Linked DNA regions of Mus musculus: region 2 is linked to region 1. The links are chromatin loops, found by intact Hi-C in ENCODE. Cell type or tissue: left cerebral cortex. All regions are shown on one strand.

The links. A loop is a pair of places that touch in the nucleus more often than their neighbours do. Peaks named below come from ENCODE experiments on the same cell type or tissue, not always from the same donor. Only the 100,000 strongest peaks of a DNase experiment are listed, where the experiment ranks them.
Region 2: a loop joins it to region 1, with 2.1 times the contacts of the local background. A loop is called at or near these places in 2 of 42 quality-filtered maps.

The regions. Positions count from the first base shown.
Region 1 is chr10:58,485,462-58,487,961 of GRCm38, forward strand. It overlaps Ranbp2 (RAN binding protein 2), which reads left to right. Exons shown (of 29, transcript NM_011240.3): 24 at 219-420. Among named protein-coding and RNA genes, the nearest start is that of Ccdc138, 11 kb to the right of the region's middle. In left cerebral cortex, a CTCF peak has its summit at 1,369 (motif pointing right); no DNase peak of the experiment used is centred here.
Region 2 is chr10:58,417,751-58,420,250 of GRCm38, forward strand. Lims1 (LIM and senescent cell antigen-like domains 1) reads left to right here. Exons shown (of 11, transcript NM_001193303.1): 9 at 649-724; 10 at 897-1,036. Among named protein-coding and RNA genes, the nearest start is that of Lims1, 25 kb to the left of the region's middle. In left cerebral cortex, no CTCF peak of the experiment used is centred here; a DNase peak (open chromatin) is centred at 1,030.

The DNA of each region.
Region 1 (2,500 bases):
CCAGCAACCACATAGTGGCTCACAACCATCTGTAATGGGATCTGATGTTTTCTTCTGATGAGTCTGAGGATAGCTATAGTGTACTCACATAAAATAAATAATAAATAAATCTTTAGAACACATACCAAACTTTATAGAAACTACCTACTATTTTTCTATTTCTTTTGGTGACTGTAGAGGATGATTTAATGATATGTTTTATTCTTTCCTTTTTGCAGAAATCCCAGAATGAGAAAGTGACTGATAGAGTTGGTATTGAGCATATAGGTGAGACTGAAGTAACAAACCCTGTTGGCTGTAAGTCTGAAGAACCTGATTCTGATACCAAACACAGTAGCTCATCCCCTGTTTCTGGGACTATGGACAAACCTGTCGATTTGTCCACTAGAAAAGAAACTGACATGGAATTCCCAAGCAAAGGTAAAAGTTGATCATGTGTTTATATTATGCAATATATAAGGTTCTGCCTATGTGTTTGAGAAAATAGAGTAGATTCTAAGAGCTTAGTTGAAAATGTTTAAGATGAATATAGGAGCATAATGTATTTGTCACAGTAATCAAACAATCATTGCCTTCTCAAAAAATGAAACAGTGAATAGTAACATTTTATCATTTGGTATATTTTTTTAATTTTAATTTTTATTTTTTGGTTTTTCTTTTTTTTTTTTTTTTCCATTTTTTATTAGGTATTTAGCTCATTTACATTTCCAATGCTATACCAAAAGTCCCCCTTACCCACCCACCCCCACTCCCCTACCCACCCACTCCCCCCCTTTGGCCCTGGCGTTCCCCTGTACCGGGGCACACAAAGTCTGCGTGTCCAATGGGCCTCTCTTTCCAGTGATGGCCGACTAGGCCATCTTTTGATACATATGCAGCTAGAGTCAAGAGCTCAGGGGTACTGGTTAGTTCATAATGTTGTTCCACCTATAGGGTTGAAGATCCCTTTAGCTCCTTGGGTACTTTCTCTAGCTCCTCCATTGGGAGCCCTGTGATCCATCCATTAGCTGACTGTGAGCATCCACTTCTGTGTTTGCTAGGCCCCGGCATAGTCTCACAAGAGACAGCTACATCTGGGTCCTTTCAGTAAAATCTTGCTAGTGTATGCAATGGTGTCAGCATTTGGAAGCTGATTATGGGGTGGATCCCTGGATATGGCAGTCTCTACATGGTCCATCCTTTCATCTCAGCTCCATACTTTGTTTCTGTAACTCCTTCCATGGGTGTTTTGTTCCCAATATTTTTTGGTTTTTCGAGACAGGGTTTCTCTGTAACTCTGTAACCAGGCTGTCCTGGAACTCACTTTGTAGACCAGGCTTTTATTTTAATTTTTTTTTTAAAGATTTATTTATTTATTATATGTAAGTACACTGTAGCTGCCTTCAGACACACCAGAAGAGGGCGTCAGATCTCATTACGGATGGTTGTGAGCTACCATGTGGTTGCTGGGATTTGAACTCAGGACCTTTGGAAGAGCAGTCAGTGCTCTTAACTGCTGAGCCATCTCTCCAGCCCTTATTTTAATTTTTAAACACAGGGTTTCTCTGTGTAATCTTGGCTGTCCTGGAACTCATTCTGTAGATCAGACTGGCCTCACACTCAGGGATCTGGCTGCCTATGCTGCACTAAAACACCCTACCTATCTTTTGATTTTAAGCTATTAGAGAATAGAGAGCATTATGATTGGCCTGTCTGCATAAAATAGAATAATTTGCTTGCATGGTAATTTTCTTGGTGTTAAATAATACTTTAACTTAACTGTTGTTGAATTATATATTAGTATTACCCAAACATATTCACGGTGCTTTAGTTAAAGATTATTACTGTAGAAACTTAACATTTTTATGATACTAAAATTTGTACAAGCTCCAAAACTAACTTGTCATTTACAGTAATTACTATGTGTCTCAGTTGTTCTAAGTTGGAAGAAGTGTCTTTGTGAATTGTGTTTCTTTATATATGGACATCTATATCATCATCTTTTCCTTTCCAGAAGTAACCCCAACATAGGTCACAAAGAGCACATTTGTGGCACTTTATCTTTAATATGCTGGACAAAATAGCTAACTTTGTAACCAAAAGCTCTGTTTTCAGAGAACACTAAGTAGGCCAAAGAAATCTCAGAGATCATGAAACTAGTAGAATTTAGACAAGGTGTCTAAATGTAAAGAACACAGGAAAATTTAGTTTAAGTGCCCACTGCTTTTGCAGAGTTCAGTTGATAGCACCCATGGCAGGCAGGTAACCCACACCTTCAGCCTTTTTTCTCCTTTCTGGGAGCCTGCACTCATGTGCATTTATTTACTCACACATAGACATGCAGAAACACACAGTTAAAAATAACAAGTCTTGCCAGGTGGTGTTAGAGCACGCCTTTAATCCCAGCACTTGGGAGGCAGAGGCAGCTGAATCTCTGAGTTGGAGGACAGCCAGGGCTACACAGAGAAACCCTGTCTCCAGGGGTGGGGGGAACCAAGTCTTTTAAAAAATGTTTAGTACA
Region 2 (2,500 bases), 68 kb before region 1:
CCTCCATTAATAAGATGGAGAGTGATCAAAGAAAACTTCATATATACACACATGCATGTGCACCCACACATGCACAAAGGCATGCAAAAAAAATGAAAACATAGAAATAGTCTTGCTTAAATCATAACCTACCTTTCCAATAATGTGAAAAAAGCCAGGCACTCAAGAGACAGACACAGGAGATCTCTATGACTTTAGGGCCAGCCTGGTCCATATGTTGTTGAGTTCCAGGCCAGCCAAGAGCTTCATAATAAGACCCTGCCTCAAAAAAAAAAAAAAAAAAAAAAAAAAAGCAGGTGAAAAGATAGCCATAATAATAAAAAGTAAATTGGTTAGAAGCATACGAGGAGCATCGAGCTTTTGGGCTGTGCTTTTGCAAGGGAGAAAACAAAACTTCTTACCAGACATGATGGTGCACATATGTAATTCCGTAATCAAGGAGGATAAAGCAGGAAGACCAGAAGTTCAGTCCAACCTGGGCTACACAGTAGGACTCTGTCTCTAGAGGAAAGGAACCTCTCAGGAAAGAAGGCTTGAGCCCCCCTCTAGGTGCATGGGGAGCAGCCGTCCGCGTTCTTCAGGGTGGGGAAGTGAAGCCCTCTTCCCGCAGTGAAATGCTCCCGTGTGACCAGATCTCTTTCCCCACAGTGGTCTCTGCTCTCAACAAGGCCTGGTGTGTGAGCTGCTTTGCCTGCTCCACCTGCAATACCAAACTCACACTCAAGTAAGTACTGGGTCCAGTCCATTGTGATTACCAAAGCTAAAAGATTTAGATGCCATTTAGAATGTAAAAGGGGAAGTGATTGATTCCTGTCTCTTTTTCTCTTGAGTCCTTCTGAAAGTACATGTTCTTCTTTAATTGTTCCTGTTCTGTCCTTTCTTTGTTCCACTCAAAGGGATAAGTTTGTTGAAATTGATCTAAAGCCAGTCTGCAAATACTGTTATGAGAAAATGCCAGAAGAGTTTAAGAGGCGACTTGCCAAACGGGAGAGAGAAGCAAAGGATAAGGACAAGCAGAGAAAGAGAAAGCCAGTGTGTCTGTAAACGTTCTGTCCCTCCTACTCCATTCTCATTGCTTCTCTGTGGTTAGTCTCTTAGGATGCCTTTCTTTTCTGTGTGTCTTTTTGTTGTTCTGTCTTTTTTTTTAAGCGTGGTTTTTTGGTTTTTTGTGGCCATAGAGATTGAAATACTCGTCCTGTGTGAACTTGGTTCTTTTGTCTTTTACAAGTATAAAGCTTAATGAGACCCATACTTACCAAGGGCTGTGTAATATGTACATATCTGCCGCAGCTCAGCTTTTCTGTCAGTGTGACCAAGAGACACCTTTTCTCTACAACCTTTAAATAGTAGTGGGAACAGTTTTAAAGTATTTTATGGCAATTAACTGCTGTGGTCTTTGGTTTCTTTACCTAAAATTATTTAACTGAGGAAGTGGAGTGTTGGGTGTTTTAGAACCACACGTGCTCGCAGCATGTCTTCTGGCTGAGCAAAGCCACCTAGATGGCATAGCAACACTGTCCTCTGCAGTGCTCTGTATGCTCACTCCCTGCCGCTTGTGAAGGCATTTCCTTGAGTTTCCAGACTCTTACTCTTGTTTTGTATGGGTATGCTTCAGTCTTGGACGTTCTGTTGGATCACTGACATGATTAGTTCATGGTTTTCTTTATGGTGGTTTGAACTTGAAAAGAAGGTTTGCTTCATTTTCTTATTTCCTTTTGTTGAAGAATTAAAAGGCAAATATAAACTTCAAACAAGAGAACTAGTCTCACTAAAGGAGGAATCATATATTTTAAGCTTTTGCCACCAAAAATAGTTTTTGTTCTAAGAAAACATTGGGAAAATATTTAGTTTAGTTATAGTTACAGAGTACATGTAGTTCCAAAAACAGGCAAGACCCAGAATTCCCCAGTTAAATGACTTTGGGCAGCAGAGAAACCAGAGACCAGCAACAGTTGATAGATGTAGAGCTACTTTAAAACTGTTCCAACTACTATTTAAAGATCGCAGAGAAAAAGTGTCTAGGCCACACTGTGACAAAAAAGCTGGTCTGAGCCTGCACATGAGACAGGCCTGTACATTCAAGCCTCTTACCACCATTTAAACCAAACTGCCCCTCAAGTATTCATTTACCAACTGGCAACATGTAACATTTGAATCAGCGTTAGTTTCTTTGTTAAAAAAAAAAAAATGGAAAGCCAAACTCAGAAATGTCATAATGTACAAAACATATTTGTAAATACATGGGTAGGGATTATTCTTGTTATTAACATTGTTCTTTAAAATCACCTCAGTGCTGGATGTGATAGTATACATACACCTTTGACCGAGCATGCAGGAAGCAGAGGCAGGCAGATCTCTGTGAGTTCAAGGCCAGACTGGCCTAAGTAGAGAGTTCTAGGTGAGCCAGAACTACATAGAAAGAAGCTGTCTCCAAAAGAAAAAGAAAAAAGAAAAAGAAACAAAATGACTTCAAAACAATTATTGTTATCTGTAACAGTGT